Regions from separate parts of the Homo sapiens genome. Here region 1 is linked to region 2. Evidence: read pairs that join two places in POLR2A ChIA-PET (ENCODE). Cell type or tissue: PC-9. All regions are shown on one strand. Links, peaks and the distances in the headings refer to the core of each region. The heading gives the core; the rest is flanking DNA.

Region 1 (13,869 bases), core at 4,303-6,802, 110 kb before region 2:
GGAAAAAAATGCTTGATAGTTCTCTGGGGTAAACCCTTCTATTTGATCTAAGATTCAGGTAGTGTTAACTTTTGCTTCAAATGCCTTAGTCAAGATTGCTTTTACTGTTAGAAAAATCCTAACTCCTTACATACTGATTATATGCAATCTAGGTAAGTCAAGCCTTCTGCCCTGTCTGCCATTCAGAAGTCTCTTTCATGTATGTAGCTGAATAGTAATCTCATAAAATAATATTGGAATGAATAAAGACCCAGATGTCTCAGGTCATTCCATCCACGCAGTTTCCTCTTTCTCCTTCCTATATTTACATATTAATTTTAAGTCACAGGTGAAAATTAAAGCTTGCTGTCTCTCAGTCTCTCTTTGATATTGCAAAGAAATGTTACAAAGCTTCCTAAGGGAAGGTTTCTTGCAGGAAATAGTGACTCCCAGTATGATTAGTCCCCAAATCTGCCTGCTAGGCTGAGTGAAGAGGACTGAAATGCTCTGTGGGTCACAAGGTCATAAACCTCAGGAATCTGGCCACACTGTCAGGCATTCTCCGCCAAGGACTGGGGGATGTGGGTTCCTATTAGAAGCCAGGTCACCACCAGCTGAAATTGAAACATACATCATAGTCACATCCTGTTTAAGTGAAAACTAACTTCTATTTCCTGGAATTGCTTTTTGTCTGAGGAGAGGGAGTGATTGGGGTGTAGTTAAGGGTAGCTAAGGTGCATGTCATCCCTTGGAATGGGAAGCACGCAGGTTAACGGGGGATGTGGGGACTGCCCTGGAGCATCTTGTCTCTCAGCCATCTCTAGCTCACGTCTCACCCTCCCTTGTTCACCTCTCCCAAGTTCTCGAGTGAGCATTCTGGGCACAGGGAGGTCAAGAGGAAAATGGGGGAAAGTAGTGGGAAGGGTAAGTGAGATGAGAGATGGTAATGATAGAGATCAAATCCTTTTTAGGCCTCCTGTCCCTTGTTTTTCCATCTTGGAGATAGGCTCAAGCTCCGAAATTGAGGGCTACAAGAGCAATAGAGAGAAGCTTTGCTTTCATGGCTGGCACAAAATATGAACCACAAGTTAGAATATCTCCTATTTGAGCATTTATCTGGAATGAGCTCTGAATCCCAGAGGAGGAGTTTCTCCTCCAAGATACAAGTCCTGAACTGGCTCAGAAAGAGAAGCACCCTCTAACGAGTTGGTGGGATAAGCTTTGCGCTGTTTGTGATCAGCCACTCCCCGTACTGCCCACAGGCTGGCCCGCCCGTCCCAACCTTGCTATCACCCTGTGGAATGCCAATTCTAAGAGGCACTTGTATAGAGGGCTTATTAAAACACTGATTGCTAGGCTCCACCCCACAGCTTCTGATTTGCGTCTCTAACAAGTTCCCACGTGATGCTGATGTTGATGATGCTGAACCACACTTGAGAACCACTAGCCCAGCACATCGTAGGCATTTAACCAACATTTGTCGTTCATTTCACAATGGGAAGTCAAGGATGAGTGCTGCGGAACTGAAGAAGATAGGAACCATCTCATTCTGGATCTCTGAGTTTAGAAGTATTTGTTGCATGTTTCCTGCTTCCCACACTGTTCATGCAATTTTAGCAATTTTCAGGAAACAGCTGTTGCTTTCCACCTTGAGAGACAATGAAAACTTAATAATAGGTAAAACGACATTTTGGAAGAAACTGACGTACCTTATATATCTGGGACAGCCTCGCCTCTTACATAATTAACGGTAGACATTGTAGGGATTATGTAAATTGACTTGATTTTCTTTTAAATCTTTAGGAAGACTTATCAATTAAAGAAGTCTAAGTGACTTGCCAGGCTTTACACAAAAACCTTTTTTTGGTCATAAGCAAACATTTCTCACCTGAAAATTTTTTTTCTAACTCAAGTGATCAATTTTGATCATGAGTCAGAAAAATATTGGGGCAATGTGGGGTTTAGGATTGCTGCTTACTTCACGCCATTTCTTCAGCTCATCTCCTTTAGCTTCAAGGCTGAACACAAATGAGTTAAAAGGAAATGGATTACTTAAAACCTACATTTGTGGCTCATTTTCCATTCACCAAACTCTCTCCTCCTTCCTCTTAGACATACACACTTTGGGAAAACCTCACAGAGCATGAAGAGCCAGCTTTTTTTGTTTTGTTTTGTTTTGTTTTTGAAAACAGTCTTGCTCTGTCACCCAGGCTGGAGTGCAGTGCAGTGGCGGGATCTCAGCTCACGGCAACATCTGCCTCTGAGGTTCAAATGATTCTTGTGCCTCAGTCTCCCCAGTAGCTGGGATTACGGGCGCACCCCACCAGGCCCGGCTAATTTTTGTATTTTTAGTAGAGATGGGGTTTTGCCATGTTGGCCAGGCTGATCTCAAACTCCTGGCTTCAAGTGATCTGCCTGCCTCGGCCTCCCAAAATGCTGGGATTACAGGCCTGAGCCACCGCGCCCGGCAGAGCCAGCTTTTATTTAATGAAACTGAATAATGCGTATTCATCAATATATCGATAACTGGAATTAAGATTTGCAAGGACCACTGCAACGACAATATATATTCTTGCAACTATACTCCTCCTTGCTCAAAAAGCTTTATAGGCTTTCAAAATGAATGCCTGTAACATCCCTCTGAGGTAAATGAGGAGCAGGTGTAATTATCTTCTCTTCACAGATGGACAGGCAGACACAAAGGAATGGACTGAATCAGCCAGGAAGGGAATCAAGCTAAGGACCTAAATAATTCTAATACAATCTGCCTGTCTTGTCAGTGCTGCTTTCCTTCGATGCATGAAAATCTGTATTGTGGGAAACTCTGAAGGTATTGTTTTTGTATTCTTTAGTGATGTAAGAAACAAAACTCCGCACAGACACCTAAAGAGAGGAAGTGATGGGACTGGTAAATATGGGTGGCAGCAGGGCAAGTCTATAAAAATCAAATTTAATTTTGCTGGATAATATGATCAAGGCCCTTCAATGCTGGATTCCATCAGCATCTGATCAGCCAGTAGCATGCTGCTATTTACATAAAAGCACGCAGAGAAGGGGTAATATTAAACTAATAGACATTATCGTATGGCTACAAACCTCTAAAAGTATTCAACATTTGGGAAGTACTAAGCAACTGGAAATTTTTTCAATGACAATAGTTTTCGGTGCAACAGGCTTAGAAATCTACTGTCTCTGGCCAGAAGCCAGATTGCTGACACAAAACAGCAGAGCCACAGACCCCAGGGAGAGGAGAATAACAGTAGCCCCAAAACTGGCACTACTAACCCTGTTTCATATTATGCTGTTTTGTTAAGAAGAAATTCATACTACAAAAACAGGGTCGTTTAGGAATTATACGTTTTAATGATCTCACCTTTTAAGCAATGGACACATTGACAGGATCATCAACCAGAAGGCCTGGAAGAGTCTCCACACTGCTGCCTTCCGCGTGGCCCCTCCGCATACCCCAGCATCTGAGGTCATCTGGCAGCAAAATCCCCAGCTTACCAGAGACCTCATTATTCCTGTCCCTCAGACACAGTTACCTCCTCAAGGCCAGCGACCTCCATGAAAGCTCTCCTGCCCAGATGCCTCCATCCCAGAGGTCGTGAGACTGCAGGAAATGAAAGGCTGCAGCAGGGAGAGGCCTCAAACTACAATGGTTTGGGGTTTTCCTTTTCTATAATACTGTTCTTTACCAAGTGGAGTACATTTTGAAGTGCAGAATTCAATTCAAGGATAGAACAGAAATACACAAAGTTCTCGAGAGAGCCAGAGATTATAATATGGGTAAACTGCTATTCTAAAAGGTACTAGGGTCCAGGCATGGTGGCTCATGCCTGTAATCCCAACACTTTGGGAGGCCGAGGTGGGTGGATCACTTGAATCCAGGAGTTTGAAACCAGCCTGGGCAATATGGTGAAACCCCATCTCTATAAAACTACAATAAATGAGCCTAGCTGGGTGGTGCACACCCGTAGTCCCAGCTACTCGGGAGGCTGAGGTGGGAGGATCGCTTGAGCCTGGGAGACAGAGGTGGCAGTGAGCCCAGATCATGCCACTGCACTCCAGCCTGGGCAAAAGAGTGAGACCCTGTCTCAAAAATTAAAAGTTAAAAAATAATAAAAAGTATTACCCTTAAAATTCAAACAATAAAAATAAAGGAAGGGTCTTATCTATACAGTTCCTTCTAATATTTTGAGGTGGATAAGGTAACATAATACATATACAACTACCTACAAAGACTGATTATGTAAAGATATAAATAGGTATTTAAAGGGAGAGTTACAGTTCTAATAAAATAAAACTTACAGCTTAATCAAACACATCTGATGTTATACTTAGTTGTTGTGTTACATGGTAAGAAGATACAGCAGTAAGGAGATCACTGAAATGACTGGAATTAGGGCTATTTTACACTGCCTTAGGTTTTTTCAGGAGTTTTGTTGTTGTTGTTACCTTGATAGTTGAGAATCTTTACACCAGCAATATTATTAGTCCATCAATCAATATTACCAGCTTTCCATAATACCATAAATTTTTTTGATGATCATCATTCACACAGATGTATTCACATTGGGGGGGAAGAAAACAGGGCTGAATCCAATTTCTTCTTACCCAGAGATTTCCTTGTTCCTCCCCCACAACTTCTGTCCATGTACCTCATGGGTCTTCATTCTGCCAGCTCTCACTATGTACATTAGCAATTTTTCTTAAAGTTGTCAGGTCAAAAAAAAATCATCTAAAGAAAAAACAGGCTGGGCACGGTGGCTCACGCCTGTAATTCCAACACTTTGGGAGGCCCAGGCGGGCAGATCACGAGGTGAAGAGATTGAGACCAGCCTGGCCAATATGGTGAAACCCCGTCTCTACTAAAAATACAAAAATTAGCTGGGCGTGGTGGCATGCGCCTGTAGTCCCAGCCACTCGGGAGGCTGAGGCAGGAGAATCACTTGAATCTGGGAGGTGGAGGTTGCAGTGAGCCAAGATCATGCCACTGCACTTCAGCCTGGCGACAGAGTGGGACTCCGTCACAAAAAAAAAAAAAAAAAAAAAAAAAAAAAGTAAAGAAAAAACAAACAAAAAACTTTCAGGGCCATTCAATTAGCTAAATCAGAATATCCAAGGGAAAAGCTTAGAGAATCTGTATATTTAACAAGCAGCACAGGTAATTCTTATTAAGTGAGTTCAGGCAATACCGTACTATAGGGTCCGTATTTTCTGAGTCAAAATCAGAGCTCGCGTATTTTTTTTAACTAGTTAGTGAACTTATTTACAAAACAATCTCCTAAGATATACTTACCTCAAATACTTTTATAAATAAGATGGAATACAAATAAATGGTTTAAAGATGATAGATATTAAATTGCATTTTGGCATATTTTATAAAACTTCTTTTTTTTTCCCAAAAGAAGAAGATGGCTTTACCTGAAATGAGAACCATCTTGAATGTATAGCCCCTTTCTGGCCAGGAGTTCTGAAGTGGCGGGGATCAATGCTCAGAACTCCCCAGGGGAGCTGGGTACTAGTAGGTGAGACAGTCAATCCTGAGCAAGGGGGTGCGGGGCGGGGAGCCTGACGGGGAAGAGCAGGCCAAAACGGTGGCACAGAAAAAAGGAAAGGAGAATAAAAACAGATTGGATCCCAGACATCTGAGAGGGAAAGGGATAAAACATGTCAAAATTAAGGAAGGGGCTAAGACTGTGTTGGTGGTGCTGCAATCACCACTAGGTATTCACCACCTTCCAAAGAATATACACTCTGAAGCTGTGACTACTGTCGTTTATCCAGTATACCCTTTGGATACAAAATAGGGTTAGAGAAGACAAACACCATGTCTTCAGTTTCTTAAGTTCCTTCTCTAAAAACAACCAAAGAAGATTTATTTTTAAAGTCACCTAAGATATAATTGGCTGTAAAAACAGCAAGATGGACTATGCCCAAAGAAATATACATTCCCCTAGGAAGGAAGAAAGTATTATTTATTATGTACTTGTTCTATGTTAAATACTGTGGAAGGTACTCTGATGTGTGGGTCTGATATTCATTCCACAAATTCTTCTCAAGGATCTGTCAGGTGCTAAGCACTGGTTTAGGAGCTAAGAATATAGAACAAAAAAAGGATGGTCTGTGCCTTCATGAAACTTACAATCTAGGGAAGACAGACATTTAAAATAAACATATATGAGATCTCAAGCGGCAATAAAAAATAAAAATAACTAACATAAACACATAAATGTGAGTGGTGTGGTGGGTTTAAAATGTATGGCCATATCCCAGATGTGCTGGAATATACTTTTAACTTTTCTGATGGCATTCAACTTAACTCTTGCATCCCCTTTCTGCTAATGAAAGGAAAATTAACTCAGTCTTGTCATTTGAAGATAACTTAGCCTCTTTCAGTATAAAATGAGTAAGTATTCAAAGTTCTCCTCTTCCTTCTTCTGTTTCCCTTTTTCGGGAGGATGGCCCAATTTCCTCTAGAAAGCCTTAACTATCCTCCAGCGTCAGGGCACAAGGGGCTTCTATGGTGTGGTTGTCCACATGGCCCTTGCTGGGTCACATACGTGCATCAGCTGAGGTGCAGTTTATCACAAGTGGTATCTGGCATTCATTGCTGGTGTTCATGGTCCCTGCCATTGCTTCCAGCCCCAAAGTCCACACACGCCATCTTTCCTCGTTCCATGGACACCTTGGCATTTTTCCACTACCCTCAAATCCCTCAGGACTCAGAACCTTTCAACAATTTCCCCACACTATCCTGGAATGTGCAGGGTTCTGTAACGCTGTCCTCGGCCCATCTGCATTTCAAACTTGAGATGTTCCTAAATAAGTGCGGTTATTACAGTTACCTCCTTTGGTTTTGCCCCAACAGGAAACAGGGTGCTGGGGGCTTCTCTTCAGTATCTACTAGCATCTGTACTCTCACCTTTTCTGAATCTCTTCTTCCTATCTATTTGGAGGACTGACCACACTGTTAATACAACAAGCCTATGAAATGAAGAAATAGCCCAAACCTCAGTTAAGGGTGAGAATCAAGTAAAGAACGGCATACATATGGGATAACCTTTGCCCAGGAACCTAGTTCTTCTTCCCAGGGGAGGAGAAAAGGGGAAGGAAGAATTGAATTTGACTTGGTGCTTAGTCACAAGAGAAAAAGTTCCCATCTGGAAATGAATATCACAAATTGTCAAATGTATATTTTCCTATTCCCAGCTGGAAACCATGCTTGTGGTTTTATACAGAACTCCCTTGTGCTCAAAGTTACATTCATGCACTCCTGACTTTTCTAACTATAAAAATGTCAAAGTCTGCTACAGTTTCATCCTGACAATTGCTGGGAAGGAAAAGTAGCGGGTATTCTGAAAAGATACAGCAAGAGGTCCAATTTAGATTAGAGAACAGGAAGGGATTGGGGCAAGAGAGACAAACTTTCTCAGCCTGATAGCAGCTAACCAGTCACAGCGCCCACAGGCAGCTGGGATCCACCAGAAATGCTGGTTTCTCTGACTTCCAGTTGTTATCATTAGTGTCCAAAATTAACCAGCAAAATTAAATGAAATCTGATAATAATATGCATGAACATTTCCTTTAATGTTTCAAGCTGGCTTGTAACTACACCATGGGCATGAAAGCAGCAAAATCCAGACTGCAAGGAAAGCTACAGCTCAAAAATCTGTTTTCCTCAACAAATAAATTACAAGGAGAATACAGAGAGAGAAGTAACATGTAGATCAAGGAGAAATCATCACAATGTGTGGCACTGGAGGCTGATTTTCTTTAAAGTAACTTTAAAAGTTGGTGTTTTTAAAACAATGGGAAAATTGAATACTGATGGCCTATTTGATGATTGTATGGAATTTGCATTACAATTTTGGGTATGATAATTAATCTCGTGGTTTTTTCTGAAAGTTTTTTAATCTTCTAGACAAATATGCTTCAACGACAAGGCACGGTGCCTCACGCCTGTAATCCTAGCACTTTGAGAGGCTAAGGTGGGCGGATCGCTTGAGCTCAGAGTTCGAGACCAGCCTGGCCGACATGGTGAAACCCCGTCTCTACTAAAAATACAAAATTAGCCGGGTGTGGTGGCGGGCGCCTGTAGTCCCAGCTACTCAGGAGGCTGAGGCAGGAGAATGGCGTGAACCCGGGAGGCGGAGCTTGCAGTGAGCCGAGATCCCGCCACTGCACTCGGGCAACAGAGCCAGACTCTGTCTCAAAACAAACAAACAAACAAACAACAACAACAACAAAAAACAAATATTAGGCCGGGTGCGGTGGCTCACGCCTGTAATCCTAGCACTTTGGGAGGCCAAGGTGGGCGGATTGCCTGAGCACAGGAGTTTGAGACCAGCCTGGGCAACAACGGGGAAACCCTATCTCTCCTAAAATACAAAAAATTAGCCAGGCCTGGCGGCGTGCGCCCGGAGTCCCAGCTACTTGGGAGGCTGAGGCAGGAGAATCACTTCAAACCAGGAGACGGAGGTTGCAGTGAGCCAAGATCACGCCACTACACTGCAGCCTGGGCGACAGAGCGAGACTCCGTCTCAAAAAAAAAAAAAAAAAAAAAAAAAAAATTACAAATGTTAGCCTTCACTGTGGCGGGCGCCTGTAATCCCAGCTACTCAGCAGGCTGAAGCAAGAGAATCGCTTGAACCTGGGAGGCGGAGGTTGCCCTGAGCGGAGATCGGCCGAGATCACACCACTGCACTCCAGCCTGGGCGACAGAGCAAGACTCTGTCTCAAAAAAAAAAAAAAAAAAAAGAGAGAGAGAGAATATGCTTCAAATATGTAAACAGGAAATGCTATGATGTCTGTAAGTTGCATCAACATAATACCAATGACAGAGTGGATGAGGGGATGGACAGGAGAGGATTGGCCTCAGGTTGATGGATATTGGGGCTGAGTGGTGGCTACATAGGAATTAATTGTGCTATTCTATCTACTTTTCTGTGTATTTAAAATCCACCACAATTAAAAATTAAAAAACGAAAAAAACAAAAATAAAATCTGCCTTGTAATTCTCCTCTTCATACATGACTATGTGAACAGACAAGTACCACCAGGCACAGTGTGTCAGTGGAAAATAGTTGTCATTTTTCTTTATGACTGTGTATTAATATATACACACATATGCATTTAGTCTTACATACACTTACTGCCTGTCATCAGTCCAGTGTCATTCAACGGACCTAGGTTCCTGGGTTCCACTTTGCTGCTTCCATATTTGTGTGTCTTCAAGCATGTAGTTCATGTTTCTCACTTTGAACTCCAAATGGTGACGTTGTTGCTTTTAGGGTGGTATTGGGAGAACTGGTGATGGAACATTTAAAATAGTTTAGCATTATGCAGTATAATAGAAGGATGTTAGGGACTAGGGCTGGTTTAAGATCTGTTATTAGTCCTGGCTCAGCCATTGGTCGGTCATGTGAAGGTGCAAGTTGGACAGCTCCTTTAACTTGGTTAGTTCTCAGTTTCTTCACCTGTAAATAAAGTGCTGAGCCTGCTCTCCAAGGTGCTTTAGGCTCCAGTACTCCATGATTCATTAAATTTTATTACAGAATATTATAAAAGCTTATCATATAAAATATATTGCTTTTTTGCTCATAAAGGAGAGCATGGTATATACATATATATAGATAGATAGATAGCCTGAACAGCATAAGTTAAATATATTCTTTTTTTGTTTTTGTTTTGGTAGAAAGTGATTCTTAGTCTTCTATAAATAAAGAAAACAGAATAAATAATATTTAGCAGCAAATGACAATAAAAGTTAAGTTCATATCACACTGTAAGCTAATCAGGGTTATGACTAGGGTTTCAAGACTGTGAAATTATATGGGAACATAGAAATTAAATTACTCTTATTAATATCCATAAACACTAGAAAAAGTTCAAGGAAACATTTTTTAAAATAAACTAACAACATAATGGTTAAAACTGAAAGAAATGATGATAGCAGCATTAACAATATTAATAATTGTGGTAGCAAATTTTTATTTCACTCTTGCTGTAATATAGTAAGCACTATTTTAAGCAGTTTGCATACATTCAACTTGTTTAATTTTCATAACGATCTTAGGAGTGGTTATTATTATTTTCCTCATCTCTAAAGTGACGACCCTTGCCCAAAGTTATAGAGTCGGTTTACCTGCAGGGTGTTCTGTGAGTATCAGATAATATTTGTGAAATAGTGTATATGAAAATGCTTTGTAAGCTGGACATGGTGGCATGTGCCTGTAGTCCCAGCTTCTTGGGAGGCTAAGGCAGGAGGATCACTTGAGGCCAGGAGTTTGAGGCCGTCATGAGCTATGATCGAATCTGTGAATGGCCACTGCAATCCAGCCTAGGCAACATAGCAAGACCATGTCCCTTAAAAAAAAAAATGCTTTGTAAAGTGTTAAATGCCAAAGTGTTAATTATCATTATTAGAATTAGAGGGAAGTTTAAATGTTTTAAATATGTTTAATAATGTAAGAAGAAAAAATAAAATATTTTTAAAACATTGGAAAATCTCATTGCAAAAAGAGACAAGACATGCCTAATGAAATAATAGACTAGGCAATGATCATCAATGGCAGCCAAGGCAACTAGGCGAAAAGCCAAAGGCAAATTTTATAATGAATGCATCTGGTAAAAACTCTTAAACCCACTAATAAATGTTAACATCAAAAAGAGAGATAACCAGACATTATGCCTTCTGGTGGAGATACACAACCCCACCCTTTGATGAAAAACCAAAACCTGAATCTGATCAAGATCCTAGACCTATCTCTAGTTTGCAGGAAATACTGGGGACAGAAGTACATGAAACTGTTGCACAAACCAGAAGAATAGAATCAGCCAAATCCAGAGAATGAGAATCATTATAGGACAAATGTCCTTGTTTCTTCAACAAATAAATTCCAAGGGGGAAAAAAGGAGCAGAGAAAAGACTTGTTGTTTTAAAAATATTTAAGAGGAATGTCTAAAATGTATTGTGTGTATCCCTTGTTTGTATCTTTTCATTTTTAAGTTCTTAATGGTGTTTTCTGAGTATTGTAAACCACTTTATTGGGGGTATGATTGGCATATGAAATGCTGTACATAATTAACGTATATACCTTGATGAGCCTGGAGATAAGTACACATCTGTGAAACCATCACCACAACCTATGCCATACATATATCCATCACCTCCAAAAGTTTCCTCCTGCCTTCTTTATTTATTTATTTAGAGTGTGTGAGAGTGTGTGTGTGTGTGATAAAAACACGTAGACTTGTTTGGATCTTGATTTGAACAAACCAATTGTTTAAAAAACTATGGGAAATTTAAGTACTAACTGGATTATTTAGAGATACTAAGGAATTATTGTTATTTTAAAATGAGATATAGCATTGTGGGGTATTTTTGGACAAGGCCTTACCTTGTCCAAAGGTCTGGTGTTACAGACATATTTACATATGAAATAATATATTTGTGTTTAGCTTCAAGAAATTTAGTGTGGGAGGGAAGTGAGTATATAGATTTTAAAAGACTGGGCATGGGCCAATTATTGTTAAAGCTAGGTAATATGTACATGAGATTTCATTATAATACCCTGTCCATTTTCATATATATGTTAATTTTTCTATAATAAAAAGACAAGAATATAAAGACAAACAAGATGAAATGGTTAAAAATAGTCCATAGAAGCAGAAAATAATATTATTATTTTGAAATTGAAGATACTGCAGCTAAATTTCACTTTCTGTAGGTGAAGTGAGAAATTGCATTGCAAAGTACTGTTTTAAAAAAGACAGAACCATTAGGGATTTGTCAACTTTGTTTCCCTTTCTGTGTTTAATTTAGGAATTAAGAATTTTTTTAAAAAGTCTACATAAATCTATTATTTAACAAAGACATTTCCTGAGCACACACTAAATGCCAGACTCTTGTCTTACTGTATATATTTGAGGAATTTTAGTTACAGTGTGAAATCCAGCTGGAGATGCCAAGACAACACCCACAAAGCAATTAGAAATCAGAACAGGACAACATTGTAACAAAGCTAGCTACTCCCCAGATTTGTGCTTCTCTTCCATAGAGAAGAGTAGTTCCAGGGATATAGACACCCAGCCAGGGGGTACATTTCCCAGCACAAGGTGGAGCCCTGTGCCTAGTTCTCACCAGCGGAAGTGTTATGACGTGCCACTTCTGGACGGAGGTGGCAAAGAAGCAGATAGACTGTCCCTTCTTTCCAACATTCAGCAAATACCAATGCCTGAGGCAACTCTGGGAGCTTTGTGTTGAAGATGGCAAAGCCTCCATCACCCTGAGTCTCTAAACGGCTGCAAAAAGCACAGCGCTCCTTTTCCCCATCCCTGCCCCCAAAGCATCATGAATTATACACTCTCACCTATGATCAGCAAGTATAACTTCTACGGTGTTGGGCCACTGAGATTTTGGAGTTTTATCTCTTATAGAGGTTAGTTCATGTATCAATTGCTAAGTGGGATGTTACAGTGTATATTTGGAGATTAAGAAATCACTGTAATCACAAAATGTTTCAGGGGGAAGGTGGAGCTTGAGCCGGAATTTTTTTTTTTTTTTTTTTTTTTTTTTGAGACAGGGTCTTGCTCTGTCACCCAGGCTGGAGTGCAGTGGTGCAAACTTGGCTCAGCTCACTGCAGCCTCTGCCTTCCGGGTTCAAGCGATTCTCATGCCTCAGCCTCCTGAGTAGCTGGGACTACAGGCGTGCACCACCATGCTCAGCTAAGTTTTGTATTTTTAGTAGAGACTGGGTTTCGCCATGTTGCCCAGGCCGGTCTCAAACTTCAGACCTCAAGTGATCTGCCCACCTCAGCCTCCCAAAGTGCTGGGATTACAGGCATGAGCTGGCACCCCTGGCCTTGAGCTGGATTTTGAACAATGAGTTGAAAGTGACTAAATGGAGAGGATGGGGAGTGAGTGGGTACCAGGATAAGGAACCAACATAAGAACCACAGCACTAATTCACATGCAGCTAGAGGAGAGTGAGACCATCTTGATGAGTAGATGCAGTTGGGGAACAAGGGAAATAAGGATGAAGAGGCAGGATGGAATCAGAGCATGGAGATCCTTGATAATTCAGGATCTGATTCAATGACGACCACTTCTGAATTAAAAGGATGAAGCTTCTGGAGTAAAAGGATGATTTATGAAAGGTCTGTATTAGCAAAATCAGTGAGACAAAATAAAGGAGATGGACCGGAGAGAAAAAAGATTAGGCTACATGACTAGCTAAGAGGATGTCGCAGCAATCCAGTTCTGATATAATTAGAGACCACATTGGCAAACTCAGTAGAAAGGAAGGGTGAATGTAATCATCATCCTAAAGAACAAATCCACAGGGATTGACAGCAGAGAAAAAAACATGAACTCAAACATTTATTAAACCAGAAGTATGTCTAGTTCTAACACTCAAAATTGTGAGTTCTATTATTTGGGGTATTATTTAATCTCATTGAGTTTGTGTCTTCTGTCAAATGAGAGGAAAGAACCAAATGACCCAAAAGTTCTTTTCACCTGTGAAAGTCTATGGCTGTAAAGTCATGAGTTTAAAAAAAAAAAAAAAAGTAAATGACATATTCAGTAGGAGGAGGCAAAGAAGGCGGAGTATACTAATGTATGACTGAAACATACTCTATTTGAACTGGAACTGGTCCTCTATACTGGATGTTTGAATTGTTACTAATCTTTTGTATTACAAACAATGTAGCAATGAATGATGGGAAAGTACTTTAACTTTCCTAGATTTTCAATTACACCTGGTTTTAAGAACTAAGTCCTGGGCTGTGCAAGGTGGCTCACACGTGTAATCCTAGCACTTTGGGAGACCAAGGCGGGAAGATTGCTTGAGCCCAGGAGTTAAGAGGCCAGCTTGGTTAATA
Region 2 (3,698 bases), core at 913-3,412:
AGCTGTAATTAAGACAGCCGGTAGTTGGTGCTGCTTTTTCCCCTGACTGGAAGGCTGGAGAGGAACTATGTTCTCCTGGCATGGAAAGAGAAAAAAAAGATTAGCTTATAGATTCTATTATTTTTAAATTCTGATGTCGATTAAAAATGCATTTTAAATTCTTAACATTTTATGACTGAGCCTTAGAGATAATGTAGCTGATATAACTGTTCCATCATAAAATAATGTTTATTCCAAATTTGGAAATTAATAGAATAATAATAATGCCTTACACTTAGACCACAGTTCAAATGAACACTCCACTTGCCTGACTGGTGATGATGCTCTTTTCGCTCTATCCAGCTGTCCTACAGTCCTGTCATTTAAAGGCTACCTCTGTTAATATTTTTTGGTTTTGTTTTGTTTTGTTGTTTTGTTCTGTTTTTGAGACAGGGTCTCACTCTGTCACCCAGGCTGGAGTGCATGGTTGCGATCCTGGCTCACGGCAGCGTCGGTCTCCCTGGGCTCAGGTGATCCTCCCACTTCAGCCTCCAGAGTAGCTGGGGCTATGGGCCCACCCCACCAAGCCCTGCTGATTTTTGTATTTTTTGTAGAGACAGGGTTTCCCCATGTTGCCCAGGCTGGTCTCAAACTCCTGGGCTCAAGCAATCCACCTGCCTCAGCCTCAAAGTGCTGGGGTTACAGGTGTGAGCCACCGTAGCCGGCCTACTACTTGGTAACTATCTTATATCTTAATTTTGTTTCTTTATGTTTGAGTATTTAGGTCATTCTACTTTCTGCTGTTACATATAGTAATTCTGTGATTAACATTTTTGCTGAAACTGACATTTTTCACTGTTGCATAAGATAGCTTCCCAGGAGTACTAGGTAGACGTATATAAACATTTAATACATGTTCATAAACTTGAAAAAGTTTTGTCAGTTTATACAACTGTCATAATGTATGAGTGTTCATATTATAATTTTCTTGATCTTTATTTGATGGTTGAAAACTGATATCTTGTTTTAACTTGAATTTCTTGATTACTATTGAGGATAGAAATTTTCCACCTGTCATTACTATTCTATGAGTGTCTATTCCTGGCCTTGGTTGTGCCCCATACTGTTAAAGAGGAGACAGCTAAGGTACCCAGACTGTGCAGAACTATGTTGCCTAGATGGTTATTTGCATGTTGAAAACATGCTAATTTTGCTAATAAATTAGCAAATAGCTAATTTGTGGCTGATCCAGAATTTGATCTCAATTATCTCTACTTTTAATATTTACAAAATGAGAGATAAATGTATAAAGTAGGGTGGTGCACATTCATGTTTGACAGACCTAGGTTTTAACTCCACACAGACTCCCTCTGATGGCTGGGGGTTGGGGAGGTGGTCCTGGACCATACTTTGAGAACCAGTGAGCTAATACATGGTAAATGATAAAGGTAATGCTGGGAAAGTTAGGTAGAGGTCTTTTTGTGAAGGATCTTACATCTATGCTATACTTAGATTTTATTCTACAGACCGATAATAGCAATTCTGGACAGTCTGCATTGTAACTCCTAGAGACATGGAGAAAGTAGGGAGGTGTTAAGAAAATAGACATGCTGGTCCACTCCAGCGTCATTCCCCCATCTCACCTTCTCCAGCCTGCTCCTTGAGTTGTACTCTGAACCTTCACTTACTTAGATAGGTTCTGGTAGAAAAGGTGAGAATCATTAGTCTGGGTTTCTGGAGCACTACTGAGTCTTTTAAGAAAGGTAAACAGTCATTTGTGTTTTACAAAGTTGAATCTGATAGCAGTATGAAGGGTGGCATTTTGGAAGCTGTTGAAATATAAGAAGTGAGATGTGAGGGCCTGAAGTGAACTGAGATGGGGAAATAGAGTGTATACAACACATCTGATAAGAATTAAGAAAGGAGTCTCAATGATTCATTAGATGTAGGTAGTAAAGAAGAAAAGAGTATAGTGTTATGACTCGCAAAATATCTAGCTTGGTATCTGTCACCCAAGCTAGAGAATACCATTTGGTAGAGTAAGGAGTGAGGGAGGAGAAACAAGTAGAGGAGACCAAACAACATTGTAGGAGGAAGTTTCAGGGGGAGAAGAGGATAAATTTAATTTTCAACATGTTAAAACTGCGGTGCCTCTGAGACATCCAGTAGAAATGTAGAGCTCAAGATTTCTGACAGGACGGAGTTAAAGATGTAGGCATCATAATATAAGCATGTAGGAGATAGTCGACAGCATGGGAGTGAATGAGCTTATTCCAACAAACTTATAGAGTGACCAGCTTTAGGTTGAAGAACATCAGTCTTAAAATAACAGCCAAAAGAAGGATATACTAGTGATTGTTCCTGAGAAGGTGTGGTCAAGGAGGAGGGAGGAGAACCAGAGATGTCAGAAAAGCCAGGGAGAGTTTCAAGAAAGGAGTTATTACCAGAGTCAAATAATGCTGGGAGGACCGGTAAGGTGAGGTTGAGAAAGTACCTATTCCATTTGGCACATAGGAGTGCTTTGGTGACTAGAAAAAACAGTTTGGGTTGGGGTATGGGAAGAAGCTAGATTATAGGGTGAAGGGTGGGTTTAGTGTCTTTCCATTTTTTTTAACATTTTGAAAGTAGATGGTAGGAGCTAGAGGAAGATTGGTTGAAGGAGAGTGTGCCCCTTCCACTGCCTTTTTTTTTTTTTTTTAAAGAGAGAACTAGAGAATATTTTTCTTATTATTTCTTGTCTATGTGTATATCCTCTTTAGCCTGGGAAGATCTTATGTTGCAGTCTTGATAAATATAAAAATTTTAATCATTTGTTTATTCAGTGTTGTAGCTTATAGGTTTAAAAAAACTAATAATAGCTTTATTGAGATATAAGTACCTACCATAAGATTTATTCATTTAAAGTCTATGATTCACTAGTTTTTTATTACATTGATGAAGTTATGCAACAATAACCATAATCAATTTTAGGACATTTTCTTCACTTTCTGTACCCATTAGCAGTCACTCCCCGCCTTCCCATAAGCCCCAGGCAACCACAAATCTACCTTCTGTTTCCATAGATTTAAGTATTCTGGACATTTTATATAAATGGAATCATACAATATGTGGTGTTTTGTGACTGACTCCACCTAACATGATGATTTCAAGTTTCATCCATGTTATAGTATTGATCCGTAGTACTTTTGGCCTTTTTATGGCTGAATAATATTCTATTGTATAGATACCACATTTTGTTTATCCATTCATCGTGTTGATGGGTATTTGAATTGTTTCCACTTTTTGGCTAATGTGAATAATGCAGCTATGAACATTTGTGTACAAGTTTCTGTGTGGACACATTTTCAGGTCTCTTGGGTATATATCTAAGTGTGGAATTGCTCAGTCACGTGGTAACACTATGTTTAACATTTTGCGGAACTGCCAGACTGTTATCCAAAGCTGCTGCACATATTACATTCCAATCAGGAATATATGAGGGTTCCAGTTCCTCTACATCTTCACCGATACTTGTTGCTGTCTTTTTGATTATAGGCATCCTACTGGGTGTGAAGTGGTATCTTCTTGTGGTTAGCTTGTAAGATTTTGTGTGTCTTAATTTGTCTTTCAAAGCTAGAGTGATAGGAAATATTTTCCAGTCCTTGCATTTGAGCTAATCTTAGTGCTTACCCAGTGCCACTGGTTTAGTTATGGTTTTCTTATCCATCCTTTGATGAGTA

Evidence for each region. Peaks named below come from ENCODE experiments on the same cell type or tissue, not always from the same donor. Only the 100,000 strongest peaks of a DNase experiment are listed, where the experiment ranks them.
Region 1: POLR2A ChIA-PET joins it to region 2 with 29 read pairs; 16 of 35 experiments call an interaction of 5 or more read pairs at or near these places.

What each region holds. Positions count from the first base shown.
Region 1 is chr7:77,427,636-77,441,504 of GRCh38, forward strand. No RefSeq gene overlaps it. Among named protein-coding and RNA genes, the nearest start is that of GSAP, 18 kb to the left of the region's middle. RefSeq lists an enhancer at 1-233. In PC-9, for the core only: no CTCF peak of the experiment used is centred there; no DNase peak of the experiment used is centred there.
Region 2 is chr7:77,540,684-77,544,381 of GRCh38, forward strand. The region is part of intron 1 of PTPN12 (protein tyrosine phosphatase non-receptor type 12); the gene reads left to right. Among named protein-coding and RNA genes, the nearest start is that of PTPN12, 5.2 kb to the left of the region's middle. In PC-9, for the core only: no CTCF peak of the experiment used is centred there; a DNase peak (open chromatin) is centred at 1,878; H3K4me3 peaks cover 637 bases; H3K27ac peaks cover 1,775 bases.